2 separate regions of the Homo sapiens genome follow, and region 1 is linked to region 2. Evidence: chromatin loops called from intact Hi-C (ENCODE). Cell type or tissue: heart left ventricle. All regions are shown on one strand. Each heading gives the region's core, and the rest is flanking DNA. Links, peaks and the distances in the headings are about the cores only.

Region 1 (15,930 bases), core at 3,619-8,618, 310 kb after region 2:
TGCTGTACAGTAGCAGGAGAGGGATTCATTACATGTGCAAGTAACAGGAGTTGTAGATCTGGTAAGAGAAGCTCAGGGAAGGATTTCCTAAGGAAATGATGCCTTTGCTGAGTCCAGAAGGAAGAGTAAGAGTTAAGGAGAAGAGGGAGGTGAATCATGGGAAAGCGCATCCTCAGCAGAGGGGGCAGCATGTGCAAAGGCTGTGTCTCAGGAGGGAATATAGAAGAAAGCGAAGATGACATGAAACCAAGGGCTAGGTGAGGCTGGGAAATGAGAATGGCCAAAATGTCTAAGACCACGTAGGGCTGGGTTAAAATTCTGCTTTTTATCTTAAGAGTCTTGGGAAGCAGAGTGGGGAGATGTAATTCAGATTTACAAGTCAAAGTTAGATCTACAATTATAAAGAAGACAATGGATTGGAGGGTTGCAGGCATGGATACTGCATGAAGAGAATGGTGAGCAAGCTATCACCAAAGTCTTGATGAGAAGAGGTGGTAATGGGACTGAAGAAAAGTAGATGAATTTGAAAGACATGCAAAGGGTAAAAGAGGTTTGATTGGCCGATGGATTGAATATAGAGAGCAAGAAAGAGAGAGGCATAAATAATAACCCATAGGATTATTGGTGCCCAAAACTGTGTGTTGAATCAATCAATGAATCTCTGCTCCTAAGTCTGAATACAAAAACATCTCTTAAAATGTCTCCCTTTTTTGAATATGAACCTAGTGCTCACTGATCATCTTACCAACTTCCTGTCAAGACTTTGCTTGAGTAACTTATCTTCTGAACAACTCTCATAATTTCACCCACTCCCTCCTCTGTATTCATGTAACCCTTTGTTCACAAAACCAAACCAGTATCTATAAAATGGGTGACTGGTTGTAGGAAGAGAGAGAGATTATGAGTACTTTGAGGGCTATGGCTCAGTCTTATTCCTCCATGTGTTGCTAGCACTGTAGTCGGCCTTCCGTACCTGTAGGTCATGCATCTGCAGATTCAAGCAACCACGGATCAAAAATATTTGGAAAAATAAAACAATAAAAAATAGCAACATAAATGTAAATTCAATACAAACTTTAAAATACAGTATAACAACTATTGACATAGTATTTACATTGTGTTAGGTATTATAAGTAATTGAGATGATTGAATGTATACAACAGGACGTATGTAAATGATATGCAAATACTACGTCATTTTATAAAAGGGATTTTAGCATCCATGGATTTCGGTATTCAATGGGGTCCTGGAACCAAAGCTCCACGGATACCAAGAAACAACTGTACTTGGTACATAAAAGGGGCCAGAAAAATTTGTTAAATTGTGTTGTTGGCCTATACCTTTCCTCTCAGAGCTTCCAGCTGGGTTAGGTAAATAAAAGGCACAAAAAAAGAATAAAAGGAAAAATTAAACTAAGAAAATGAGCCTGATCATGGACTGAGGGGTCTGGCAAAGGATGCATGTGAACCAGTTCTCCCTGGGGTTCAGAGTTAGCTGAGAATACTGTGTGAGCACCTGGTCGAGCGTCACTTGAATAGGACCACTTTGGAAGTGCCTTATAGAACATTTTGAATGGCTTTATACATACCTTGGATTTGTTCTGAAGATTTCTCAGGGTTTGTATTGTGGAGCAGAGCAGGGTAGCCTGAGGGACAGCTTCAGCAAAGGCAGAGAGCAATGAGTAAGCACATAGCAAGGTTGAGAACCTTGGCCTCCTGAGAGCTGGAAGGGGCTGTATGGTGTAGAGGGAAGAACATCAAGAGGCCTCTAGTGTCTTTAATCTTGACTTTGTCTCTCTTTTATCTGGGTGCCCTACAGCAAGTTGATAAACTTTCATCAGCCCCCCAGTTTTCTCATTTGTTAAATGGCAATAATAATGATAATATCTACATCTTGATAGTGTGTGTGTGACTGTGTATGTGAATCAAATGAGAAAATGCACTTGAAGTGTGTATTTTAGAAATGAAAGCAGTGGTGTATATTTCATTTTTCTGGGGCCCTTCCACAGACAATTACTGAATCAGTTTCTGGGAGTAGAGTCACGAAGCTACATTTTTTGAAAGTCCTGGGATTGTTCTGATATGCTGCCAGTTTTGAAAACTGTGCCTCCAAGTCTTTAGGAAAAAAAGAAAGGAATTTGTAACACTGTTGTCAAGAAGTTTAAAAAAAAAATGGTAGAAGTTCATTCCTAGAAGGTTTAGAGATGAAAGTGATGAGATGAAGATTCCCATTATCCCTTTCCTTTCCTTCTCTTTAGATACTCAGCAGAAGCTCCGGGGTAAAGCCCTCATCATTTCATGCTTATCGGTTGGAATCCTGGTTTACGGTCTCTCTCTGCCCACCCGTTTATCACTCTGTTGCAGATCTGGATTCCCAGGAACAGACGAAGGTAGTGAGGAAGGAGTTTATTGTGGAGCATGCTCAGGATCAACATGTGTGGGGAGTGAAGGATTCAGCATGGGACAGAGGAGGAATTTGAGCCATGGTGCAGTCGCAGCCTAGGACCCCACGTGGAGCTCTGACCTAGACGTGCCCCACATTGAGGCAAGGGTACCAGGCCCTGGGAAGGGGACCTGGCCTCAGACAATGAATTATCAGAGGTCAGCTGGTTGCTCTCAGGGACCAACAACTCCTTTTTGTCATTCAGAAACCTCTGTAGTTCCTCCATTATCCACCAAATATGTTGACATTCAACATTCAGGACTATGTCCATCTGGACTATTCTACTAGGCTGATTTTCCACTGCTTCCTTATATATTCCTTTCGTTCCAACCAAACTGAGCTGCTGCCCTTTTCCTATGACTGACCTACACTTTCCCCTGCAACTTAGATCAGTTAAGCCCTCGCTCTCTTTCTCATTAATTTCTCACCATCCTATAAGGTACACGCAGTGGGTAATTTAAACATTTTTGACTGTTTACATCTTGATCTTCTCTTCTGATCAAAAAAAATATATATGTGTATATTTATATACGTGTGTGTATACATATATGTGTATATATGTGTGTGCATATATATATATATATATATATGCTTAATTCTCAACTTCTCTCTCACACACACACACATTTTCCTCTATTTTGTGCATGAAGTATCTTGGCCAGAGGTGCTAGCATATGACAAAGCTCTAACAAATTGCTAAAACAGCAAAAGATGCATTTACTTAAAGGATAAACACTTCCAAATTACTTGCTAAGTCAAAATCCTGTGAAAACAATCAAAAGGTTGCAGATACAAAACTTTAGGTCTTTCAGCTTGATTTCCAGTAAGCTCACACCCCACCATTTTAAACAGATCTCTAGTCTAAGAATGCTAAGTCACACTTTTTATGGCTTCAACGATTCTTTTTTTTTTTTTAAAGGGAAAATTACAAATTACCAGATCATGAAAAGAAAATCAGACTTGGAGCAGGCAATTGAATCCATGTTTATGTAGCATCCCAATTTGAAAATGTACGACTTTGAACAAGTCAACTTCACCCTCTGGTCTTGGATTTCCCAATTTCTTTCTTTTTTCTTCTTCTTCTTTTTTTTTTAATTTGTGATGGAGTCTCACTCTGTTGCCCAGGCTGGAGTGAAATGGTGCAATCTCAGCTCACTGCAACCTTCACCTCTCGGGTTCAAGCAATTCTCATGCCTCAGCCTCCTGAATAGCCGGGACTACAGGCACGCACCACCATGCCAGACTAATTTTTGTATTTTTAGTAGAGACAGGGTTTCATTATGTTGGCCAGGCTGGTCTTGAACTCCTGACCTCAAGTGATCTTCCCACCTCAACTTCCCAAAGTGCTGGGATGGAAGACGTGAGCCACTGCGCCGGGCCTGATTTCCCAGTTTCTAAGAGGAGGGGTTAATGACCACAAATCCCTTTCAGTCCTAACAGTCTATGATTATAAGAAAACGAAAGAGGAAATAAAGCTTATCCATCCGTCCTTTCCTATTCTCCTGCCCTCTTGTCTTACAGTCTTACTGACCATCTTATAGTTCCTTGGATGAGCCATGTCCTCTTGCACCCAGACCTTGAGCACTTTTTCTAAGTTCATTTTCTCTCAGACTGACTGATTTCTATGAGATTCTATGGGTATCAGTTTGTGTGTCACTTTCTCTGAGAAACTTCTTCCCTTGACCCCTTGGCTTAGGTTGGAAGTCCACGTTAGGTACTCTCATACTATTTTGTACTCCTATCAAAGCCTATGGATCATTTTATGCATTTGTCCATTTAATTGTCTGCGTCTCCCACTCACCACCCCCCACCCCAGCACCAGGCTATAAACTTGGAAAAAGCAGGAACACATGACAGAGAATAAAAAATTGACACTTGAACTAATGAATTAGTGGATGAACAAATGTAATATAAACCAATGAAGAAACAGTAAATGACTGATGATCATTGCTTCTGGTCCTAATTTAATTCAGATATTTATTCATCTTTTTCCCACTGTGGGACAGATGTTCACATCTAACCCATGAATCGTCAGTGAAAAAGGTCATTAACTACACGAGGGAGAAAATGATGCTGACTACAGTTTTAACCTCCTTTGACTTTCCAAGAACTGCTTTTAGTACATTCTGTTTTCAAAGATCAGCCCCTCTGCTGCTTCCAAAAACCTGTCCCAATCTGTCCAGCTCATCCCTGGCCTTGATTGCAGGGGGGATATTGAGTCCTGCAGCTTCTGAGCCAGTTCTAGTGGAAAAGCAGAGACTGGGGAAGCTGGAGGAAGCAGGATTTGATATTCTTGGCCTCTGGATGCTCCCTGATTATTATTTTTTAATATCCTGAGAACAGATTAGGATGAAGCAGATTAGGGAAAAGTCATGAGACATAAGCCATAACTGAGCTTCTCTCTGCTGAAAGCATTCCCTGGGGAAAGGAAGCTGGCTGCATCCTTTAGTAAAACAGGGTAGGTCTTGGACCTGCTGAGTGTGGGAGGAACCCAACCAAATGCAGTCCACGAATCAAATTTTCCTGCTTCTCACTCTGTCGCCACTTACTAATAAAAACTGGGCCAAGTGACACATGTAAGAAAAACCCAAACTCAGATGGTAATGTGACCTTGCCATCTCCCCTTCCAACGCATACATTAGTTCTCTTTACATACGTACTTCATATTCTGTTCCAGAATCAGGAAGGAGTCTGCCTTTACCCCTAGTTGGTCTACTAATAACTGTTGAAATTTCAAAACCAAACTTTGAACTTTGGTAGTAGAGCTTGAAGTCCCAACTGTGTCAATTTCTTATATTGCAACATGAGGGATGTCCCTGTCTTGGACTCACATGTCTTGGGTGAGTGCCGAACATGAACACAGCCGGACACCGCCACTGACACAGAGTGGGTTCTCGGGTAAAGTTCATCCACTCGGTCACTGATATGGGTGAGCAGGCACAGTCTCAGTTTATGCCTATTGTCTAACATAACTACTAGTAGTGTCCACTTTCCTTTAAAAGTGTCCTATTTGGATGATCCATTTTATAGTCACCCTAGTTTCAGTAGAATGTAATTTGGAATTGTTCCTTGGAAGGTTCCTCTGAGGCAATGGCATCTATTGCAGACATACATCCCCAAGGGCATGCAGTTATCCCTCACGTTTCTGTCTTCCTTCTCTCCTCCTTTTCTTAAGCCCAGGGGGTCTTAAATTCCTTCTCTTCATTTGTACTGGGAGGAACACTTTTGAGATCAGAAAGAAGTGATAGAGAAACTGCCCTGCCCTGCCTCTATTAGTGGAGGCCGATTAACTTTTATTTTTCCCCACATTTCTTTCTAGAGGAGTCATTTAGATCCCTTAATTTAGAGCCCAGGACATTCCAGAGTGCTCTGGGATAACAAATGAATGCATGGCCCAAGAAGGAAAAGCATGACAAATGGCAGGTTCTTGGAGAATCCAACGTGGCATTTTACACATCATAATTCAGGCATGAATGGTTCATCAGAAACTGCTAAAGGGAGAAATCCCGAAGTTAGAGAAATCTATCCCAGTCCAAAATGGCCAGCAAAACATAGAAAATGCCCTGAAAAAAGCAAAGAGAAGACTCGGTTCACAACACATAATAATGTTTCAGTCCATGATGGACTGCATATATGATGGTGGTCTCATAAGATTATAATGGAGCTGAAAAGTTCCTATTGCCTAGTGACATCGTAGCCATGGTAATATTGTACCCATCATGACGTCACCATCATAGCATCATAATGCAAGACATTACATGTTTGTGGTGATGCTGGTATAAACAAACCCACGATGCTGTCAATTGTATAAAAGTCTAGCACACACTATGATGTACAGTACATAATAATTGATAATGATAATAAACAATGATGTCACTGGTTTTATATTTACTATATGTTACTTTTTATCATTAGAGTATGGTCTTTCTACTTACTAAAAAGAATGTTGGCCAGGCGCGGTGGCTCACACCTAGCCCACCAGGCCAAGGTGGGCGGATCACCTGAGGTCAGGAGTTCAAGACCAGCCTGGCCAACATGGTGAAACCCCGTCTCTACTAAAAATGCTAGCCAGGCATGGAGGTGGGCACCTGTAATCCCAGCTACTCAGGAGGCTGAGACAGGGGAATCACTTGAACCTGGAAGGCAGAGGTTGCAGCGAGCCGAGATTGCGCCACTGCACTCCAGCCTGGGCAATAAAGAGCGAAACTCCATCTCAAAAAAAAAAAAAAAAAAAAAAAAGTGAATTGTAAAACAAGTTCAGATGGGTCCTTCAGGAAGACATGAAGAAGGCATTGTTATCATAGGAAATGACAGCTCCATGCATGCTATTGCCCTTGAAGACCTTCCTGTGGGAGAAGATGTGGAGGTGGAAGACAGTGATTTTGACAATCCTGATCTTAGGTAGGCCTCAGCTAATGTGTGTATTTGTGTCTTCATTTTTAACAAAGAAGCTTAAAAAGTAAAAAAATAAAAAATAAAAAAATAAAAAATTAACATGGTAAAAAAGCTTATAGAATAAGGATATAAAGAAAATATTTTTATTCTGTTGTACAATGTGTTTGTGTTTTCAGCTAAATGTTATTACAGGAGTTAAAAAGTTTAAAAAAGTTATAAAGTAAAAAATTTACAGCAAGCTAAAGTTAATTTATTATTGAAGAAAAAAATAGTTTTTATACTTGTAAGTGTAGCCTAAGTGTCCAGTGTTTATAAAATCTACGGTAGTATATAGTCAGGTCCTAGGCCTTCACAATCACTCATTACTCACTCCTGCCTCACCCAGAGCAACTTCCAGTCCTGGAAGCTCCATTCATGGCATGTAGGTGTACCAGTTTTTATCTTTTATACTGTATTTTTACTGTATCTTTTCTATGTTTAGATCTGCTTAGAGACACAAATACCCATTGTGTTACAATTCCCTAGTTTTCAGTACAGTAACATGCTGTACGGGTTTGTAGTCTAGGAGCAATAGGCTATACCATATAGCCTTGGTGTGTCGTAGGCTACACCATTTAGGTTTGTGTTTGTGTGCTCTATGAAGTTTGCACAATAACAAATCGCCTAACATCACATTTCTCAAACCAGGCCCCTGTCTTTAAGCAATGCACGACTGTGTAACTATCTGCTAGATGACTCCAGCCTGCTCCAGAGGAACTTGGGTATGTTTTTATTATTTGGTTAAAACTGTTTGGTTGAACAGGAGAGCCAAATAATATGTTTTGGTGAGGAAGATGGAGGTTATAATCACTATTGTGTCACTTAAAAATATACAGCTAAATATATGAAACAGTGATATTTTAATATTCAATGTTAGTTCTTTACACGGTGCCTTATATACAAACTCTGATGCCCCTACACCACATGCATACATCCTTCCATCAGAACTTGGCATCTTATCTTCTTGTCATTTTTGATTTGAGCTCAGTTCCATGTGCTCTTGATCTGGCACACTGACATGCAGCCTTTAGTCTCTTTTTCAATGAGCTGCTCTGCACAAAATCAGGTCAGCATATCTTGAGCACTTGGCCCTGGACCATCTCCAGACCAGAGCACAGCAGGTGAAATTCAGAGTGTCCTCTGCCCCCTGAGTCCTTCTTCCCCTGACACCTCCATGAGGTGGGGCCAATCTGCCTGCCTCTCTATACACTTCTCCAAATGCACAAAAGGCACCAGAGCCAACTGCTACCAGAGATTTAAAATACTAATATTAATAATAATAATAACCCCAAAGGAAAGTCTGCAAAGAGCAGGCACTGCTCATGACATGATATGTCTTCTAAGCAAACGTAGATGGGAAAAGAGGGGAGGGGAAATAGATCAGAAACCAAGAATAACCTCGGCTTTGGTGCTGCCAGCACATTCCGTGTCTTGAAAAACAGGAGGCTGTATTCAGGCTGGTTTCTGGGGAAGAAAATGGATCCGTGTATTTGTTTGTAGGTGCAGTAGGAAGCTCATGTCTGCCGTGCAGCAGTGAGCCATGTGTTGATGTTGGATCAACTGGACTTAATGTGCAGCTGTGCTCTCCCCGAGTGGGGAGCTAATTACTGCAGAAAGACACTCATTGCAAATCAGGTGACTTCATGTGGAAACTATAACTTAGAGTGAATGAATAAGGACTCCTGGAGATGAAGGCACAAGCTGCTAAAATAGCAAAGGAGAATCAAGGCCCCTTTCCAAAGATCTGCAGGTTGAACTTCTGCAGTGTGAAAGTGGCTCCAGAATTGCACACATAGCCAGGAAATGATTAGATGGAAGGAAGGAAGAAAGGAAACGCCCACCTTAATGTGCACAAGTCAAAGATCCAACACATATAGTCTCATAGGAAGTGAGACTGCAGACTTTCCCCTATAATATGCATTCATTTCATTCAAAGACTCAACATGCAAAACTTAGATTCAAATGGGACCCTTAAAATTATCGTTTCCCTCTAAACAAGAGTGAAATGACCCTCTCTTTTTCAAGTGATTATTTTCTTTATTTTATTTTTGAGACAGAGTTTCACTCTTTTTGCCCAGGCTGGAGTGCAATGGCAAGATCTCGGCTCACTGCAACCTCCGCCTCCTGGGTTCCAGCGATTCTCCCGTCTCAGCCTCCCGAGTAGCTGGGATTACAGGCATGTGCAACCATGCCCGGCTAATTTTTGTATTTTTAGTAGACACAGGGTTTCACCATGTTGGCCAGGCTGCTCTCGAACTCCAAACCTCAGGTGATCTACCCGCCTTGGCCTCCCAAAGTGCTGGGGTTACAGGTGTGAGGAACTGCACCTGGCCTCAAGTGACTATTTTCAATACTCAAACCTACCAATAGGAAAGGTAGTTACTATAACTTTGATAATCCTCTGTGGAATTTCCTAATTCCCACAAGTTGGAGGTTCTTTTTGATATTTGATCTGTTCACTCAAATAATTGGAAAAAAAAAAAGGAGAACACATTATCATATAACTACTTGTGATTAGGGAAATGTAGTTTAAGAATTATAATAGCTCACCACCAGGCCATGCTTTGCCACTACCATGTTGTGTGACTTCAAGTCAAGTCAGTTAACATCTCTGAAACTCACTTTTCCCATTTACAATGATAACAAGACTGGTTCCACCTACCTTATGTAGCTATTTTGAGAACCAAATATCAAATAATATAAAAGTTATTTAAAAAGTGTACAATGTGTTTGCAAATGCAAGCTTGTGCGGTGATTTAAGAATGGTAAAGATTGGCTTATTGATTTAATCGTTAAAATAAAAGAGACACATTTTTAGAAATTTAAAAATAGTAAAGGAATCTCTTGCATTTCTTTCTTTGCCAAAAAAAAAAAAAAAAAAAAAAGCTTCAAGGGCATTTCCTTAAACTTACATTCCATTTTGCAGACTCTGAAAATTACAAAAAGAAGTTAAATTTCAGTTGTGGGCTAAACATTTTGACTCTATCTGGAAGGGTAAATGTCTGTTTCCATTAAGTGATCCCAATTTCAAGGGCTTCATCTGAGCCATAAGCCATCATTCTCTACTTGGAAGCCAGAGGAATAAATTCTGACACAGGATGGAAACTCAAGAGGTTGGCAACTGACAAAGATTTTTTCATTTTCAAAAACTATGGCAAGAATGAGGTTGGCAAACAACAATTGTGTATGTCTGTGTGTACTTGTGTGTTTTTCCACTTTAGGATAAAAGTAATTAATATTGATATGATACCAGTAAGTTTTAACTTCTCAACATAGTTTAACAAAAGCATGGCTGACTCAGAGAAGGGGACAGCAAGAAAAATAGAAATTATTAAAAAAAAAAAGGAATATATATAGTTTGGGTTCAGTTACTGGCACTGGTGACTGTAGATTTTGTTGGTTGCCTTTTCAGCATTTCACCCCCTTGTTTCTTTCTAACAGAACCCGTGGTAGATTGGGAATTATACCCTTCTCCACGAAACCATATGTTTCACATCACAAGCATGGTGATTCCTTTGCCTGGCCAGCGATTGGTTTTGAGTGGGGATGTGCCCCCACTTTTGGTTAGCACTAATAAATGGAAGGAAGTCTTTTGGGAGGTTTGCGGAAAAGATCCCTCCATTTACTTCATGATGCAGCCTCTTGTTCTGCCAAAAGGTGCCGTGGCTGAAATGAGGCAGCCTTCTTGGCACCCTGAGAGGAGTTAGCTGGAGCATAGCAGGTCAGAAAATACAAAGACTCTTACGATAGAAGTAAAGAGGTCTTTATGATATTATTTAGTGATTGAAGAGCCAACCCTAAAATTGGCCTCCTTCTGGATTTCTTTTCGTATTATCTACAAACATCCTTCAACTTCGGTCAATTTGACTTGGGGGTTTCTATAGTTGACAGGTGATGTTATCCTAACTGATTCATTATCCATCTATGCTTAAAGCTTGGTGCTGACATTGCCAATGGCATTGAAATGATGCTGAATTAATGTGAGACAAATGGCTGAGTTGGTCCTTTAACAAATCACAGTTAAACAAATTGCCAAATGGATTAAATGTGTTCTCCGTCTTAGGTGTCATGCTAGGTGCTTGAGTTAAAGCCCAGTTTAGACAGCCCAAGATACAGTAGCCTTATAATTTCAGGCATATGACATTGCATTCTCACAAGCAATGAAGTACACACATAGTGCTCTAAGTCATAATTTTTCCCAAAAAGAACCTCTGCTTGTGCATCAAATTCCTTATTTGCAATGATGTACTTGCTTGCATATGTATTTTTCTCAACCCATTTAAAGAAAACATGAATGCTTTAGAGTACTACATCTTGGCTCAATTAGGACTTGCTAAATGGATTATTGTTTTCCATAAAGCACCTATTATGTACTAGGCATGAGGCCAGTGGCTTTAGGGGATATAAAAATTGAAAAAGACAAGCCTTGTCTTCAAAAGGCCTACAATTGAAAAGATATGTAAACAGATAGTTACCATATAAGTCAATTTTTACCATATCAATGGTGCAAATGAGAAACTCATATGGAGTAGAAGTGGGGACAAAGCACTTCCCGTTGGTGTTATCAGGCAAGGTTCTATGAAAGACATGGAATTTGAGCTGCACTTTGAAAATACACAGGCTTTCCATAAGAAGTGGGAGTTCAACACATGAGCACTAGAGTGGAGGGAACAGCGTCACCCCAGGATGTCAGAAGGAACCTGCAGGTCATGTTCAGTGATGGGGCAGGTCAGATGTTGAAATGATCCAGAACTGGGAGGGGATGGCTGAAATATTTGGATGACAGAAACCAGATTCCAAAATATCTTGACAGGCTAGAATGATAGACTGAATCTAACATGATGAAAATGAACTGAGCTAAATGTACCATTTTGCATTTGATTATTAAAGGGTAAAACATTTCCAATCACAGCTGCTTATGTGAAAAAGACTTTGTGTTTTTGTTGAATGTAAGCTCCGCATGAATCAACAATGTTATTGCCAGCAAAGCTGAGGCACGCCTAGGTCAGATTCCTCTCCAAAATATAGGATGCCTTAATTATCTTCCTGCTCAAAAGAGATCATGGAGTACGGTATTAGTTTTCTGTTGCTGCCTTAACAAAAGACCACAAATTTAGTGGTTTAAAACGACACAAAATTATTTTTTTTACAGTTCTGAAGGTCAGAAGTCCAGTATAGGTCTCACTGAACTAAAATCCAGGTGTTGGCAGACTGCATTATTTTCTGGAGGCTCTATGGGAGAATTCATTTCCTGCTAGTTCTGGTTGTTGGTGGAATTCCATTCCTTGGGTTTAAAGCACCAAAGTCGCCATTTTCTTGCTGGCTATATGATAAGGACCATTTCAGGCTTCTAAAGGAAGCCGCATTCCTTGGCTCAAGGCCATCTTCCTTCCATCTTCAAAGCCACCAATGGAAGGTGGAGTCTTTCTCACACCATGTCTCTCTGACCCTTCTTCCATCACCACATCTCTCTTTTTGTCACTAGGAAAGATTTTCTGCTTTTAAGAACTCATGTGATTAGACTGTGTCTGCCTAGACTATCCAGGATAACCTGCCTCCTCTTGTGGTCTATAACCTTAATGGCATATGCAAAGTTCTGTTGCTGTATAAGGCCAAAGAGTTATAGGTTCCAGAGATTAGGGCTTGGACATCTTGGGTGGGGGGCATTATTCTGTCTACTACATACTGTCCTTTCATCTTAAACAGTTCTGCTCAGTGCCCAGTGCCAGTCTTTTATTTGGACACTGATAAACTGGGGCAGACTCCATATGAGAATGACCATAGTGATTAGAAAATTTAAAACTGTGTCATGTAAGGTGTGTTTGATAAAACTGGGAACATTTAACGTAGATATTTGGTGGTAAGGGAAGCATCAGAGCTATTTCAAATCATCTGAAAGCCTGTCACATAAAATGGATCTATTCCACGTTACACAGAATGTAGAGAGAATCAAGAGAAAACAAAGACAAATTTTACCTCAATATAGATAATGTGATTTTTAGTTTCCAAAAATGGCCCCAGTGAACCATGCCTTTTGGTATTCATGCTCTTATGTGTTCCACTTCCACACTGAACCTGGGCTGGTCTATGACTTGCTTTAGCCAGTGAAATACAGCAGAAGTGACAATGTAGGACTTCTGAATCTAGCCATTAAGAAGCCCTGGCAGCTTCTATTCTCACACTTTTGCAAACTGTGAGCCATCATGTCAGAAGTCCAACTACCCTGCTGGGGAGACCATGTGGAAAGACCATGTGGAGAGGCCAGATGGAGAGGAGAGGACTTAAGAATATATGGAAAGGAGAAAATTCTCAGTGTCCCAGTTGGGCCTCCATTTGACTGCAACATTGTGAGAGACCCCAAGCAAGACCAGCAGTACTATTCAACTAAGCCCAACACAAATTACCAATGCACAGAATAAAGAGCTAAATAATGGTTGTTGTTTTAAGCCACTAGGTTTTGGGGTGATTTGTTATGTACCAATAGCTAACTGATACACCTGATCAGCTGATTGTATGTGTGTGTTTGTAGCATGTCTACTAAACACATTTTGAGTTTCTCATTGTGCAAACCAGCATTTGTTTTTCTTTACATTTGACTGAAAAACAAACAAAAACGAAAATACCACTGGCTTTCATGAATCCTTTTAGCTTCCTGCCAGGATTGTACTTGATTTAATGTGTTGCTTATAGATTTATGCATATGTATATTTTTTTTCTTAGCCTAGCAATTTCCTTGATAACTCAAATGTGTGGAAAACTGTTAGTTATGTTACTGTCATGATTTATCTACCTTTAAAAATGAAAAAAAATTAAAGTAGATTTGAACTGGAACACAGATCAGTAATTAAAAACAGATGGCTTAAAGGATATGCTTGAAACAAGCAAAAATACACAAGACAGTGAAAGAGAAGCATGGGAATAAGAAACCCCTTGCCTTAGTCAGTTTTATGCTGCTACAACAGACTACCTGAGAGTGGGTAATTTATAAAGATTTGAGATCTATTTCTCATAGTTCTGAAGGCTGAGAAGTCCAAGATTGAGGAGCACCAGCATCTGGTAAGGGCCTTCTTGCTGCATCATGCCATGGCCGAAGGCGGAAAGGAGAGAAAGAGGTAGAGATAGAGATGGTTATGGGGGTGGGCCAAATGCACAGCCTTGGACCCTTTTATAATCCACATTAATTTATTAATGAGGGCAGAACCCTCATGACCCAAACTACCTCCTATTAGGCCCCATCTCTCAACACTGTTTCATTGGGGATTAAGTTGTCAACACATGCTTTCGGGAGGACACATTCAAACCACAGCACCCCCCAAAGGTTTTGATAGGCACAGTATTGTTGCGGAGAACATAATGTTGAACTTGATAGCAAAGTTGACAGCACTTCCCCTGTGAGAACAGTAAACTGGGAATAACCATTGATCATCAATCTAAGCAAACACAGACATAATTGTGTTTTGGGTTTTATTGTTGTGGCAATTCAAACAAGCCTAAACCTGGCACTTCTTTCGCAAAAATAACAAAAGGCATAGCTCATTTTATGGTGCTTCACTTTATTGCACTTGACAGATCTTGAATATTTTACAAGTTGAAGGTTTGTGGCAACCCCACAACCAGCAAATCTATATACCCTGTTTTTTTCCAGGACTACAAACTCGCTTCATATCTTTGTGTCACATTTTGGTAATTCTCATAATATCTCAAACTTTTTCATTATTACTATATCTGTTATGGGTGATCTTTGGTCTTTGGTACTACCACTGGAATTGTTTTGGGGTACCATGAACCATACCCATATAGGACAGTGAACTTAATAAATGTTATGTGTGTTCCAACTGCCTCACCTAAATGCCATTCCCTTATCTCTCTCCCTCTCCTTAGACTTCCTATTCCCTGAGACCCAGCAATATTGAAATTAGGCCAACTAATAACCCTACAATGACCTCTAAGGGTTCCAGTGAAAGGAAGAGTTGCACATCTCTCAGTTCAAATCAAAAGTTAGAAATGATTAAGCTTAATGAGAAGGCATGTCAAAAGCTGACATAAGGGTAAAATTAGGCCTCTTGTACCAAACAATTAGCCAAGTTGTGAATGCAAAGACAAAATTCTTGAAGAAAATTGAAAGTGCTACTCCAGTGAACACAAAATCGTAACAGTGAAACACCCTTATTGCTGATATGGAGAAAGTTTCAGTGGTCTGAATAGAAGATCAAACCAGCCACAACACCCCCTTAAGCCAAAGCCTAATCCAGAGCAAGGCCTAACTCTCTTCAATCTGTGAAGGCTGAGAGAGTTGAGGAAGCTGTAGATGGAAATTGGAAGTAATAAGAGGTTGGCTCATAAGGTTTATGAGGAAAGAAGCCATCTCCATGATATAAAAGAGCAAGGTGAAGCTACAGCAAGTTATCCAGAAGATCTAGCTAAGATAATTGAAGGTAGCAAAACTAAACAAGACATTTTCAATACAGACAAAACAGCCTTATATTGGAAGAAGATCCCATCTAAGACTTCCTTAACTAGAGAAGAGTAGTCCATGCCTGGCTTCAAAACTTCAAAAGACTCTAGCTTATTAGGGACTAATGCAGCTGGTGACTTGAAGTTGAAGCCAGTGCTCACTGACCTTTCTGAAAAGCCTAGGGTCCTTAAAATCTACTGTGTCTATGCTCTATAAATGAAACAACAAAGCCTGGATGATAGCATGGTTTACAGCATGGTTTACTGCATATTTTAAGCCCACTGTTGAGACCTACTGCTCAGAAAAAAACAAACAACCTTTCAAATTATTCGTGCTCATTGCCAATGCACCTGGTCATTCAAGAGCTCTGACAGAGACTGCTAACACAAGATGCATTCTGCAGCCATGGTCTAAGGAGTCATTTTGATTTTCAAGTCTTATTATTTAAGAAATACATTTCATAAGGCTATAGCTGCCATAGATAGTGATTCCTGTGATGAATCTGGGAAAAGGAAATTGAAAACTCCCTGGCAAAAATTCACCATTCTAGATGGTGAATTGTTAATAAATGTGAACTTAATAAATTCATGATTCATGGG
Region 2 (15,930 bases), core at 6,595-11,594:
GACAAGCAAAACAAGACTAGGTGGGAGGGTGAAGAAGAGTTCTTTACAGAGAATGCTAGCCGAATGTTGCAGATGACGGAGTTTAAAAATTATCTGGTGAAAGGTTGTTGGGTCACAAGATAGTCATATAAAGTTTAACCTCACAAGTGACTTACTGATTGCAAAAGAGAAAGCTATATTTACATTAGAATAATCTAGTAAACACCTTTTTAAGCAGTCATCAGATAGATTGGGATAATCTATCTGTTTCCTGATGTGATGCACTGAGAAAGACACAACAAAACTTGTCATATTCTTGCCAATATGCGTAATTAGAATTTAAATATGAGAAAACAATACAGTTATTATGGAAAACAGTGTAGAACTTCCTCAAAAACTTAAAAATAGAACTATCATATGATCCAGCAATCTCACTACTGAGTATACATCCAAAGGACACAAGATCATTATTTGAAGAGATATCTGCACTCCAATGTTCATTGCAACACTGTTCACAATAGCCAAGTTATGGAACCAACCTAAGTGCCCATCGACAGGTGATTGGATAAAGAAAATATGTATAGATGCACAAAGGAATAGCCTTAAATATGAATGAAATCCTGTCACGTGTAACGACATAGATGAACCTAGACAACATTATGTTAAGTGAAATAAGCCAGGCATAGGAAGAGACAAACTTCATGATCTCACTTACATGTAGTATCTAAAAAAGTTGAATGAATAGAAATAGAGAGTAGATTGGTGGTTACCAGGGGCTGGGGCTGAGGAGTTGGGAGATGTTGGTCAAAGGATACAACATTTCAGCCAGATAGGAGGACTAAGTTCAGGAGATCTATTGTACAACACGGTGACTATAGTTCATAATAATGTATTGTATTCTTGAAAATGGCTAAGAGAGTAGATTTTAAGGGTTCTCACCACAAAAGTGATAAGTACGTGAGATAATTCATATGTTAATTATCTCAGTTTAGACATTCCACAATGTATACATACTTCAACAAGTGTACATAATAAACATACACAGTTTTCATTTGTCAATTTAAAAAATAAATAAATATGAGGAAACAATCAGAAAAATCCAAATTTGTAGAGCTGGCTACAAAAAAGTTGGCCTGAGTGCTGCAAAAATCTCACTCTTACAAAAGGTAAAAAAAAAAAAATAAGTGAGGGAATTGTTAATGAAGAATAAAGGGATACAACAAATAACTGTAACCTATGATACTAGATTCGATCTTTGATTTAGAAAAACAGCCATAAAAGACACTATTATGATAATTGGGAAAATATGAATATTTACTATATACTAGATAATATTGTCACATCAATGCTAAATTTCTTGAGAGTGATAATGATGTTGTGGGTGTGTAGGAAAATATCCTTGTTCTTAGGAGATACAAAATGAAATATTTACAGATGAAGTGTCGTAATGTCTAAAACTTTCATTTCAATGGTTCAGATGAAAAATTAACCCAAGCACACAAAGGGTGAAATGTTAAAAATGGATGAATAAGAGAGGTATAAAGGTTTAGTCAATAAACCAGATGTGGGGTGGCCAATGCCTGTGATGGTAGCAATCAACAGACAAGTACCCCACAAATACAGTAGCCTTGTCCAGATTCATGGGTGTCCGCATTTCATTCCAGATGAAAATGAAAATCCTGAGAGAGTTTTTCAAAGGAGAATGTCCTAAATTAGTGAGTCAATGAAACATTGAATTCATCAGCATACTTTCTTGTAAGATATATTTCCTTAGAAAACTTTGAAGATTTGTCTGCTAGTAAGGGAAGCTTTGGGATCCATAAACACTCTTAGGACTATTGCTCTCATTATTTTCAGGACAATTTCAAAGTCAATCTTTTGCTTAAAACTGTTTATTTAATTTATTTATTCACTTAGTCATCCCCTATGCATACACTTCAGGCCAAAAATGTTGCCTGCCACTGTAGATTAAAACATGACCCAATTTCTACTTCAAATCTTATTGGGGCAGACATGATCAAACAGCAGTTAAATATACCACTATGGGAACTCAGAGGAGAACGAGTAACTTTAGCCTGGGGGCTTCAGAAAAGACCTGATATAGCACCCTATAATTTTCCTTCATGGCACTTATTCGTGATTATGATTATGGAGTGAGTTCAGAGACTACCAAGTTAACATTTATGTCCCCAGTAGACATTGGGTACTACGGGAGAAGAGACCCACAGGACTATAGCGAGGAACAATCTTGTTCCCCACTATACACCCAACATAGTACTCAGCATATATTGTACTATCAATAATGATTTGTTGAATGAGTAAATGAATTGTTTTAGACCTGTGGAAAGAATATTTTATCAGATTAATCAACAACATTGGAGCTTTTGTACTCAGAAGCAATGAGATGTACAAATGCACAAAGGCATGGAAAAGCAGGAAATGTTTAGGAAATGAAGAATTGTACGTATGGTGTGTGAAGTTCAATGAAGAGCTAGAAAGATGAGCTGCAGTCAGCTTGGGAAGGCTTTGGGTAACTTATTAAAGAGTCTGGAATTTATTCTGTAGGCAGTGAGGAGTCAAGGAAAGGTTTGTGCAGGGGAGCAATATGATTAAATTGATTTCTTAAAAAGATGACAGAAGAAGAAGGAATGTCTTGAACAAAGAAGAAACTAGTAGTAGTGAGGACATTTAGAGGTGCGAAGGATATACAATGAAAGGAGCAGGGGAATTGATACTCCTTATAAATATCTCTGAAGTGTGAGATTTGAAGCCCATTTGGACAATGAGAGAGGAGTGGACTTAAAGATAATGTTGAGGTGTCTAATTTGAGTGAAGGGTTGGATGATAGTGCTATTCACTAAAACAGAGAAAAGTATTCCTGCTGAGTTGAAATTAGCCACTCATGGGGAAAACTTAAGCACACATTGAAAAGGTGTGTCTAGAACTTATTAATCCACATAGAGACAAAAACCTCAAGTTCAATAGTCATAGGTACACAGGTGATAGCTGAAGCCATTGTGGGAGAAGCAATTTCCCAAGAGAATAGAGAATGAGATGACAATGGGGTTGAGAGTAGTATATTAGAAAACACCAGTATTCCTCAAAAATTCTATTGCCATATTGTCATCCTGCATAGGAGCTCTCATTCCAGAGCATCAGAGCCTCAAAGAACATGGCTTCACTAACAGCTGGGAACACTTGTGTAGCAGTCAGAGGCCCATCAAGAAACAATTCACTGAATAGTTTGTGACTTTAATGAAGTCACATTATTCCCAGTGGTGTCAAAAGGGTTAAGGAAAGAAAGAAGTTGAGGCCACCAGAGAATAACAATGGTGGAAAACCTTGCCACTTCTAGACCAAGCAGCAAGGAGAGGAAACAATGTTACTGGAGTCTAGTGAAAATGGAAGCTATGAAGAAGAAATTGCCTAGTGGGACATTTAGAAAAAAATATATGCCTGCTGCCAGAGTGGGCTAAAATGGAAAGGAAGAGGCAGGAGAAGAAATACTCCAACCTCCATTACTCCCCACCACCACCCCCGCCTTTTTTTTTTTTTTAAGACGAAGTCTTGCTCTGTCTCCCAGGCTGGAATGCAGTGGCGCAATCTCGCCTCACTGCAACCTCTGCCTCCCGGGTTCAAGTGATTCTCCTGTCTCAGCCTCCCAAGTAGTTGGGATTACAGGTGCCTGCCATTGCGCTCAGCTAATTTTTGTATTTTTTAGTAGAGATGGGGTTTCACCATGTTGGCCAGGCTGGTTTTGAACTCCTGGCCTCAGGAGATCCACCCACCTCGGCCTCCCAAAGTACTGGGATTACAGGCATGAGCCACCACGTCTGGCGTTGTTTTTTGTTTTTTGTTTTGTTTTTTTTTGTTTTTTTTTTTACAGAAACTCAAACTCGAGATGTAATTTATATAACATAAAATTTCCCATAATACAAAACCCACCATTTTAAAGTATACAATTCGGGGCCTTTTAGTCTACTTACAAAATTGTACAACCAACACCATCATCCAATTCCAGAACATTTTCATCATCCCCAAAAGGAACCCCATACCTTTTAGCAGTCACTGCTAATTGTCCCTTTTCCATAGCCCCATAAACTAATATACTTTCTGTCTCTATGGATTTGCCTATTCTGAACAGTTCATATAAGTGGATCACACAGTGTGTGTGTGGCCTCTTTCTCCTTTTAATTAGCATAATGTTTTCAAGTGTATCCATGCTGTAGTATGTGTCAGTACTTCATTACTTTTAAGGATGAATATTATTCCATTGTGTGGGTATACTACAAATTTGTTTGCCCATCAACTGATAGATATTGGTATTGATTCCATTTATTTCTTGCTTGCACAGAGCCTCAAGGTCAACTAGGGTCTTCTCAGATCTTTCCTGAGCATAGGGACAGCCCTATGCATAGGTGTGGCCTTCTAGACTTCCAAGAATAAGTTAGAGTTTTCCAAGCCCTGCAGACATCTCATTGTCTAGCTTTTCCTTTTAAGCTTTTTGGTTAGTCTATTGTTTTTATCAACTTTTATACATCACTTAAGGCAGTGTCTGTATTAAAACACCTGCAGGTAAATGTCTTTAACGAGTGCTCCCACCCTCAGAGGCATTGAGCACTGGTGCAAGTTTTGAGGCAGGTGAAACTTCCATGTGGTCTGCAAATTTATCAGTTTCCAGAAAACAATCACTAAGTTATCACTTATCCCAGCCCGTTAATCTCCCTGTGCTGCTAGAATCCCGTTGCCTCCTCTCCCCGTCCTGCTGAAGCAGGTGCAATGACAATGTTCGTCATTTAGGCAGTGAGGTTTAACCAGTCATTTTATATTTTGTGACTGGTCTAAGGTTTCTGAGTGAAACTCGATTGCTCTGTATTTGTCACAAAAGAGTAATACAAAGACTCTGGTTCATGAGGGCTAAGAATGATGTCTGTTGGGCATGGATGTCTAGAACTCCCACTGAGTTCCTGGATCATCCGACCTCATTCATTCTACTCCTACTGTCACCGGTAGAGGGTTGTGACTGCAAGTTGTCCAGGTTCTTGGCGTTTTGAACAAAGAATTGGACAACATGCCCAGCAAAGGAAAGAAAGAACGAAGTAAAAAAAGAATGAAAGCAGGGATTTATTGAAAATGAAAGTACACTCCACAGTGTGGGAGCGGACCCAAGCAGCTGTTCAAGGGCCCGGAGACAGAATCTTCTTGGGTCCAAACACCCGCTAGAAGTTTCCCATTGACCACTTTATGCTCACCTTATGTAAATGAAGTGGTAGCCAGCGATCAGTCTGTTTGGTTGCAGAAAGCAGCCAACCAGGGACTGAAATGAAGTTACGAAGGTCACACTCCTGTCCAAACATCTGATTGGTTGCAAAGAGCAGCCAATCAGAGGCTAGGGTGAAGTTACAAAGTTATATACTTCTACACAAATGAAGACTCCACCTGCAATCAGTCTGACTGGTTGTGGACAGCAACCACTCAGAGACTGGAGTGAAGTTACAAAGCTGCAAACAAAGACTCTACCCACACTCAGTATGATTTGCTGCGGACAGCCAGTTTCCCATCTGCCGGGCAGAAAAGGCCAAAGGGAGTAGTAACCTCTGGTCCTTTTGTTACTTAGGCATGGAAAGTTAGGGTTTTCCTTCCTATTTAGTTCTAGGAAGTCGACGTGAAACAGCCTTAGGTTCTCTGCCTCCAGACTCTATTCTCCTGCCTCACTACCATGTACATTGTTGTGAGGAGCTTCATGAAGAAATGAGGCTCCAGGCAGACTTGCAGATGAAGGCAAAGTTACTTGCCTGGGGGAGGTGGTATATTAGTGAGGCAAGCATAAATTGGTGGTGGCAATCACATTTCCTGGGCTCCTAGGCAAAATTATGAAATGTCTTCTCATGCAGAAAGTCTCTTCTCCTCTCCTCTGGCTTCCCACCCTCATTTGGCATCCCACTTCCTGGAGTGTCAACGATTCTTGCCCACTTGAATTTGCTGTCTCAGCATACCATGTTCTAAGCTTTTTTCCCTTTCCTTCTAGCCATTAAAATCTCTCTATCTTATTCCCCTATCATATCAGATAACTAGGCTAGGTGCTAACATATACCAAGATGATAATCACTGAAAGAGATTGCTGTTATTTCTTCTAGGTCACATATTTGACTTTTAATAGTAACTTTCAATCTTTAACTTGAAGGTGTAACCAATGAAAATTCCAGGAAAAACAGCAAGGTTTGTGGGCTAGATACTTTATAGCTATCATTTGTGACCTTTCAACTCTGTAACAGATACTTTAAATTCATAGTCCATTCAATCTTCATGACAACCCTATGAAGAAGGTATTATTTTCCCTGTTTTTATAGATCATAAGCCTTGTTGCTCATGAGAAATAAAAATAAAATCCTAAGTCCTTCAAAAAACTGAATAGACTCCCTCTTGGCCAAGGGGACCCCAGATAAACCTTAAAAACTGAGCTCCTAGCCATGACAAGATGGGAGGTCAGACACATCCCAGTATGCCCCTTCGTTATTAACCTTTAACCAGAATTCTTTCCTAGAGTAAGCAGAAATCAGCTCTAGAAAACAAGAAAGGGATGACTCCTTCCTTTATTACCTTTAGCCAATTATCTGAGGCCGTGACAGGACTCTCTCCCTCTCTTTGCAGTTTTGACATGATAACTCACCAGTTTTACAATGTATTCCTTCCTAATAAGAGACCACCAACCATGGAGTGGTTCTGGCATCAACAGAGGGTGCACAGTGAGGGTTTACATGTTCTGTGCTTTACCTTTTGATATTAGAAAGTCAAAAACTGCACCTTTGGATCATTCTAATGCCATCTTTTTTTTTTTAAAATTTTACTTTAAGTTCTGGGATACATAATGCAGAACATGTAGGTTTATTACATAGGTATACATGTGCCATGGTGGTTTGCTGTATCTATCGACCCATCATCTAGGTTTTAATCTCAGCATGCATTAGGTATTTGTCCTAATGCTCTCCCTCCCCTTGCCCCTCACCCCCCAACAGGCCCCGGTGTGTGATGTTCCCCTCCCTGTGTCCATATGTTCTCATTGTTCAACTCCCACTTATGAGTGAGAATATTCAGTGTTTGGTTTTATGTTCCTGTGTTAGTTTTCTAAGAATGATGGCTTCCAGCTTCATCCATGTCCCTGCAAAAGACATGAAATCATTCTTTTTTATAGCTGCATAGTATTGCATGGTGTACATGTGACACGTTTTCTTTATCAAGTCTATCATTGATGGGCATTTGGGTTAGTTCCAAGTCCTTACTATTTTAAATAGTAATGCCATCATTTTTTGAACATGCCACCCATGAAGAGGCATGGAGCTCAATTGTGCCTGTGCATATTACTCCTTTCATAAATATTCATGATTTCTCCTATAGTTTATTGAATATGTATGCTTAGCCAAGCTGTTCAGCATAAATTCCTGTCTTATGCCTACCCCGACCACCACCAAAGTGCCATTTTCCAGCTTCTGGCTGGAGGCTACACTTCCCAGCCTGTCAGAATGGCTACCTTGCAGGCTACAACCGTTTATGAGAAATAAAGATCTCCTTTCCAAAATTATGACTTCATCATTCTTCAGCTGACACTTATAAGGATGAGGGGATAGAGGCAGGAAAAGGCAGAGCTGTGATTTGAACCTGGGTAGACCTGATTTCAAAGCCTTAAGTACCCTTCCTACCACAGCTCCCTAGCTGGAGGCAATTCAGGATGAACAGCTCATGTTAGTGATAATGTGGTAGGAATTCATGTTTTTAACTTCACTGTATCCCATTTTATTTCTAGTCAGATATGTAATCTCTTCCAAGTCAAGAATTTCTTTCTTTAATTTTTTTTTCTCTTTCTGGATTTCAAATGATCATTTCCCCTCATTTTTGGGCTGAACTGACAAGAGAAACTTCAGGTCTTTCTCTTTAGATGGCCTAAATTGCTCAGAAACGAGAGAGAAACAATAAAAACCACTGTTCTGCTGGAAATTGTACTTTCAAAAGTCTTAAAATGATGGAAGGTTTCATAGCCACATGTCCCAGAGCTGGGTTCTGGATGAAATGAAGGGGCATAAATATCACCATGGTCTCAATGGAAAGGTGGGAAAAGACTTTTATACCCATATTTTCCCCTTCATATGTTGTTGTGGGACTCAGGAAGAAAGACACAATGTGCCTTGAAAGGGAGGCATGTGAGCTCCGGGAATGATGTGTATGAGCACTCAGATCTTAAGGAAACACCACATTGAGAATGTAGTGGGCATGGGTCAGGAAATTCTGAGCTCTGGCTTCTGCTGCAGGAAGAACAGCTAGCTCCTGATTACTTGTGAACAGGTCAGACCACCTGGCTTCTTCTCCTACCACGTATCCAGTTCAGCAAGAAAACAGCGGCAGGTGGCCTAGAAATAAATTGTTTTCTGCCTCTTTGTCCCACATGTTGGTGAAACAGGCCCAAGCAGAGAGGGATTAAATGTTTGAATTTAATTCTATGGTTCTTAGAAATAAAAAGCCAAATTTGGATAATAATTGCTTGCATATTAGTTATGACTTTTCTTTCATCTTCCTCTGACTGATGTAGGTGATTAAGTTGGCCAAACACAATCTCAATTTCCACATTAGGTTTGAAGTAGTCTAAAGACACACATCTGGGTGGGTATAGAGATTATGTGAACTTCAGTCATATTCTGCAAATGTTCCCATAATCCATGTTGTCAGTGTATAGGTTATAATGATCTTTTTGCATTTATAGGACCTTTTATATTTCTTTATTTATTTATTTATTGCAAATTTATTTTCAGCTGAAAATTTTATTCATTTATTTAGAGATGGGGGGGTCTTACTATGTTGCCCAGGCTAGTCTCAAACTCCTAGACTCAAGTGATCTGCCCACCTCAGCCTCCCAAAGTGCTGAGATTACAGGCATGAGCCACCACATTCAGCCCATTTACAGGATCTTATTTCCTTTTTTTTTTTTTTAATATTTTCATCCTAATCCATTATCCTTTATGAGTGAACAGTATCTCCTGTATAATTAGACTGTGCAGAGGGAAGAAGAGTTACTCAAAGGTTCAGGTAAGTGAGTTGCCTAACACCGGTGAGGACATTGAGACCCAGTGAGAGAGACCCGCACAGTGCTCAGCCCGTTTTGGAGTTGAATATCAGTCCATATTGTTTGACTTTCACAAAAACAGTGGTTACTAGACCTCAGGTTATTGGCAAGAAGTAAATACAAGGCGTGACAATGCATCTGAACAAAGTTAGAATTTGTTGGCTGTGGTGAAATCTGAGGGCAAAATCAAGCTCCCATCTTGTTCCCCTGACTAAAGCCACTGAAAATAGTTCCTCATTGTGGTTTCTGAGATCCAAAGAAAAGACAGCTCCAAGTGGTTTATTACACAAGGTTCAGAAGGCTTATGGGCATCCAATGGTTCCCACCAAGTTGGATTTTGATGGGTTAAATGTGGGCAAATCAGAAACATAAGAATTAAATTTCCTTTCCAATACACATGGGTTTTAAGTGAAGGGAAAAAGGTGCTTCGGGCACAATGCATTTATTTGCCAAGCCCCAAACATTCAAAAAATGGTTCAATATGTCCCAGTACATCCAGCCAGCTGCCCAGTCTCCCCTCTTTCTGGAAGTGATTGTCTACATATGCACACTGATAGGTGCACAGAAAGTGATGTTATATCTTCTGCAATTTAAGTTTTTGACCATCTAGTCTCTGATACAGATTATTCTAAATTCTCAGATGATGTAGCGATGGAGGTATAGTGGTCTTTCCCCAAAAATATGACACAAAGCTTCCTCAACCCCTTACCCAATGTCTGGTCAAATACATGTCCTCATGACATGAAGGAGATTTTGTATTTACCAAGAGCCAATGTCTCAAATATTTAGGTCAAAATCATTTACTTTGTTGCCTGTTTACATGTGGTAGCATATTAATGACAAATTTTTGATTTTAGTCGAGACCAACAAATGGTGAAAATGTGGCTCAGTTTCTCTGGAATCTAAATGAATTAGGCTAAAGAGAGGGGAAGAAAGGGGAACAAGAATATAAGTCAGGAGGCTGCTTTGGACATCTGGGGGTAAAGAAATGGAAGAAAGGAGGAATGGGAGAAATGGGCAAAATAGGCTATGAAACTAAAGGAAAGATGGAATCTTAAGGAACCTTTGCAACATGGAATCAACCTAAATGCCCATTAATGATAAACTGGATGAAGAAATTGTGGTACATATATTAATACACCATGGAATACTATGCAGCCATAGAAAAGAACCAGATCATGTCCTTTGCAGGGACATGGATGGAGCTGGAAGCCATTATCCTTAGCAAATTAATGCAGCAACAGAAAACCAAATACCACATGTTCTCACTTATAAGTGAGAACTAAATGATAAGAAGAACACATAGACAGAGGAACAACACATATTGGGATCTATCAAACTCCCATCTTGCTCCCCTGACTAAAGTCACTGATAATAGTTCCTCATTGTGGTTTCTGAGATCTAAAGAAAAGACAGCCCCAAGTAGTTTATTATACAAGGTTCAGAAGGCTTATGGGCATCCAATGGTTCCCACCTTGTCGGATTGAGGGTGAATGGAGGGTGGGAGGAGGGAGAGGATCAGGAAAAATAACTAATGGGTACTAGGTTTTATACTGGGGTGATGAAATAATCTGTACAACAAACCCCTATGACATAAGTTTACCTATGTAATAAACCTGTACATATACCCCCGAACCTAAAATAAAAGTTAAAAACAAAAACAAACAAACAACAACAACAAAAAAAGAAAACTTTTCTGAGTCTACATGTCCTGTGGAAACCAGATGGGAACAAATGGTTCTACCAATCTAATTTGTTTGGGCTAATTTGGGTGAGGAAAAGTAAGGACGGGAATTTATTGTTCCTTTTTCAGGTGGATTGACAGGCTAAGTATGGTGTATCCCAAGCAACAAACTGATTACATCTGAATCTACTGTGGTCATTCTTGCCCACTCCCTGTGGTGTTGGCAGAGTTTAGCTATGAAGAATATGGGACTAAAGGAGGGAGAAGATGCTTTCAAGTTGATGCTGGCAACTGGGCAAATTGAGGTGTCATTGCAGGAGATGGAGAAAGGGGGTGAGATTATGATAGACAAAGAGGATGTCTTGAAGAATACTATCAACTCCACAGATTTATTTTGGAGTTGTATAAATATTGGTACTAGTTTTAAAAATTGTTGTAATTTAAGTCATATAAATAGATGAAGTAGCCTAAATCTATATTTTGCTTTTTAAGAATAGTACAACTCTCTTGCTATAATTAGGGTAGTGTAGATAAAATCTCAGAAAATTACATTTTTATGGCTACCTTTATCTCTATGTTTCTGCCTCCCTTGGAATGTTACTCCCTTCTGTTTCTTGTGATTTCCTTTAACTTCCATCTATTCACTGAAACATGAAGTATGCTTCTTTAAAAAATTTTAATAAAAAAGTATGCTTCTTTTAAAATTTAATGACAAAACATTTATACGAGGCCTGCTTCTCCCTCAGATTTTCATAAAATCTTCTACATATAGAGGGTATTTGAGGATATCTCTTTGCTGTTAATATTAAGGTCTAAGCTTTACTTTGTAGGCCAAAGGCTCAGCCATAGCTTTAAGACGACTACTTAAATAAGACCTGATTAAGTTCCTTAATGAGAAGCTGTTTTCTTCCCATGTCTCTCTCCAAATAGGGGAAAAGGGGGTGGGATTGCCACTGTTCTAGTCACAGAAATTAATGCAGATGGATATGTATTAAACTCAAGTGATGCTGTGGCTAAGGGGTGAGGAAAGAACAAGAACTGAAGAAGTCAGAGGACATTAGTGAAAAGAGAGGATAATTGGAAAAGACGAATGGTGGAGGTTAGGATGGCATAACTTTCAAGAAGGAGGTGAGCACCAGGGCATCAGGTACTGTGACGAATAGCATGAGAGAAATAGAATCCCAGAGGTCTTTGGTAGACATACCAGTGTCCGCACAGCTCATTCCACATGTTGCTTTCCAATGAATAGGTGTCCATCTGGGAGAGGCCAAAGCTGGAGTGTGATAGGTGAGTGTCCGTAAAACTCAGAGGTGAAAAGTGATTGCTACCATCACCTCCATTCTGAATGATAAAATAGGCAATAAATTTGTTAGGCTGGGAAATGATGCCAAACTGAAAGGCTGGAAAAAGGAAAAGGTAACAGGAATAGATGACTCAATTATAAAAATGTTTGGGATTAAAAAAAAATAAGGCAAGGGCTTGGTGGTCCATTGGGATAGAAAATCAAACTAAGTTCCTCAAACATCCCAAATATTCCTCGTCTGATCAAAGTGCAATGACAAAGCATTCATTAAGCCCCAAAAATGTACCAGAAGCTGTATTAGGTGCTGTCAAATATGATAATTTAACTCATGATTGAAACAAGTCTATAAGAAAGGTTTTATGATTTTTCTGTTTGACAGTTGAGGAAGTTGAGCGTCTGAAACTTGTGACTTCCCCAAGATAACACAGGCTATGAATGTCAGAGCTGGAGCTGGAATGTGGAGTGTATGAGTCCAAACCCTGTTTCTCAACCACATGACACTTCTACTCTTTTGTGTAAAGGACATTTCTGTCGTGCTACTAAAGAATAATGAGCTTTTCAGGAAGAGAGAAAATCAGAGGACTGGACATATGAAAATTCCTACAGTGGCTTAGGGCTGCTTATTTTTCTCAAGACCATTATTTCTGAGTTTTATTATTGGTTTTCATACCGTTTAACTGTATAACCATAGACAAATCATGTAGCAATTGAGGTCTCTGTTTTTTGGTCTATAAAATGAAAGGATTGAACTGGCCCTTGAGCCCTTGACACTCTGACATATCTGCAAGGGTCTCTAGAGTTGCTCTGATCTGCCACCTTTGAGTCTGTGGTGTTTTAGAGGGAAGAAACCAGAAGACAAAGGACGGACAGGAGCCCAGACTTGTCCCTGGGACAACTGGGCAGTGAGTGAGTTAGTGAAGCTTTATTCCTCATTTCCTCTTTGACTCTTCAAGTCCCTATTGTGCATCCATACCCAGGGGTCCTTGTCAGTTACCCCTCAGTTCATTCCCCCAAAAGTTTGTCCACATGAGTTTAAAATGTTACCTTTTCCCTGGAGCATTTACTCTTTAACAGTTGACTTTAATGAGTAGAGATTAAAAAATTTTTTTTAAAAAGTGAATGGATTTTTTAAATGCCAGTTCCACTACCGTGTTTAACAATGGAATTGGAACTTCAGAAGAAGATGGAGTCATTGGAAAAAGACCAGATCTTAGTCTGAACTGGAGGCAGATGAGGAAGCCCCGGAGCCTGCTGGGAGCACCTGCTAAAGGGCTACTGGTTGGAATACAGCTTTACCATGCTATCAGCTGTGGCTCATGACTACTCTGCCTTGTGTATTCCTCATCTGCTGGGGCTTCCACACCTAGCAGGTCATTGGAAATGAAAGGGGTAGATGGGGTAGATGGGATAGATGTGCAGTCAGTCCAATTAGCTCCAGATCCTGGTTGTGCTACTTACTATTTGTGTAATCTTTTCGAGTTACTTTGCAACTCTCAGCCTTAGTTTTCTCATCTGTCAAATGGGAGTGAGTCAGATGATTTTATAAAGCACTCAGCATCATGTTTGCCATGTGCAAAGCATATAGGGGAGTGGTTAAAAGCAGAGTCTGGGGCCAGAAAACCTCCTCATTTATTAGTAAGTTGCTTAAACTCCCTGTGCCTCAGTTTCCTCACCTGAAAATATGGCGAGTAAAGACACTAACCCATGAAGTTGTCAAGATTAAATGTGTTAAAATGTGTAAAGTGGTTAGTTAGAACAGTGCCTGCAAATGGTAAATGGTGTAAAAGTGTTTGCTGTCATTGCTATTATGACCATGGAGTTTGCCTCTGCTACCCATCTTGGGGTAGGAAAACAGTCAGTTAGTTTTTTTTTAAATCATGATTAGCTTACAGTCAACCTGTTAAAGGAACAGTCCATTTTGTTTGTTCAATTTGTATCACACGAAGATAAACAATGGGTCTCCCCATCTTCACATGCTAGGGAAAGGAGAGGAGAAAGGCTTGGAACTCTTTCCCCGTATGAGATTGCAAGTGAGTCACAGTCTCTAACAGTCCACCACCCTCTCCTCCTTGTACACGAGCCACAGAGCAGGAGTCCCAGCGGTTCCCACCACCCTCTGAGGTTGCTCTTTGCCTCGTCACAGCTCCCAAGTTGATTTAAATTACAGCTCTGCAGCAGGCACGCAGCTTTGAGGGCATCCCTAAGTTGTCCGCTGAGTGGTGGTGGGAGGTCTGAGCTGGGGGAATACGGATACAATCTGCAAGTCAGCCGCTCTGAGGCATCAACAACTCTCAGAGAGGCCTGCGGTCTGAGGCACAGAGACCCCCGGGGAGCCAAACGGCCAAATAGTGAGTTGCTCACAAAGAAGAGTAGGGGGTAGGAGACGAAGAAACCACAGCTAAACAAGTAAAGATTGTCTGGCAACCTCATGTCATCACAAAGGATGGGGCCGCGCTGCTGGCTTTCTGTAAGGTGAGTGTGGCCGACTGTGTGCGGGGATGGACGCACGTGCGCAAGCACATTCGTTCTATAATGACTTCCAAGGAAAACTCCTCCGCCATCCTTCCAATCCACAGTGTTGGAGCAATTAGGTAGGACTTGGGCAGAATGATTCATGCTTCAATAAATTCAATTTCAACAAAACATAATTATGGTGAGTCACCTAATCGCAGCTGTAATCACGGCCCGCCCCTCCAGAAGTCAAAACAGTTGAGGGCATTCAGCAAGGGCGTCTGATTCCTCATTATGACTGAAGCCTCCATCTTTTGCCAAGCAGCCATATTTCAGACTCCAGTTCCTTTCTAATTTTTTAAACTACAGAATGTTTCAGGCATACATAAAGGTGCAATGAGTACGCTAATGAATACCTTTGTATGCACCAACCAGCCTAAAAGTAAACATTACAAATATGGTTTAAATCCCCTGTATCCATCTGTCATCCCATTCCCCTATTTCTAAGTAGGGACAACAGTAATTGATTTTGAGTTTTATCATTCTCTTGTCTGTCTTTACATTTCTACTCTCTCTCTATGTGTCCTTAAAATTATGTAGCATTGTTTTCATATATTAAGTGGTTAAATAAATGGTATAATTGTGTATCGTTCTGCAACTTGGTTTTTTTCTTAATGTTTTGTATTTAAATTGAACACGTATCTCTAGTCTTAACTTATGTTTAAAATTCCATGTATGAATAGATGAAAGCATATTTTTATCAGTTTTCCTCTTGATGGATGTTTAGTTTGTTTCCAACATTTTCAATTACAAACAATGCTTCCATGCACATCCTTATACACGTTTCCTCTCCACATGCGTAGGGAGTGGAGTTTCTGGGTTATGGGATATTTGCCTTGTAAACTTTACTAGATGTTGCCCATTTGCCCTCTGTAGTGTTTGTACCAATTTACATGTCTACCAGAAGTTTATGAGTTTTGTTTTTCTTACATTCTTGCTATTACTTCTTATTATCAGGCTTTTATTTTTTAGCTGCTTAGTGTGAAATGTTTTCTATGTGGTTTTATTTACATTTTTCTGATCACTGAGGTCAAACATTTTTGCATAGAATTAGGAACCATTCAAGTTTCTTCTTTTGTGAATTGCACGTTCATATATTTTGCCACTTGTCTATTGTTTTTCTTTCAGGGAAGCTTTTTGATAATGCAGTAAATTTTCTCATTTCGAAAATGACAATTCAGATTTTGTTTCTTTTCATGCCAACTTTAGTAAGTTGCATTTTTCAAGAAATTTATCCCTTTCATCTAAGCTATAAAATATGATAAAGTTGCTCCAATACTTACTTATTATCCTTTTAAAATCTGTAGGATTTGTGGTGATAACATATTTTTTTATTCCTGA

The links. A loop is a pair of places that touch in the nucleus more often than their neighbours do. Peaks named below come from ENCODE experiments on the same cell type or tissue, not always from the same donor. Only the 100,000 strongest peaks of a DNase experiment are listed, where the experiment ranks them.
Region 1: a loop joins it to region 2, with 2.0 times the contacts of the local background. A loop is called at or near these places in 4 of 110 quality-filtered maps.

Annotation. Positions count from the first base shown.
Region 1 is chr2:217,175,700-217,191,629 of GRCh38, reverse strand. No RefSeq gene overlaps it. Among named protein-coding and RNA genes, the nearest start is that of DIRC3-AS1, 99 kb to the left of the region's middle. In heart left ventricle, for the core only: no CTCF peak of the experiment used is centred there; no DNase peak of the experiment used is centred there; H3K27ac peaks cover 1,660 bases.
Region 2 is chr2:217,488,080-217,504,009 of GRCh38, reverse strand. All of the region lies in intron 2 of DIRC3 (disrupted in renal carcinoma 3), which reads left to right. Among named protein-coding and RNA genes, the nearest start is that of DIRC3-AS1, 210 kb to the right of the region's middle. RefSeq lists an enhancer at 2,939-3,490. In heart left ventricle, for the core only: no CTCF peak of the experiment used is centred there; no DNase peak of the experiment used is centred there.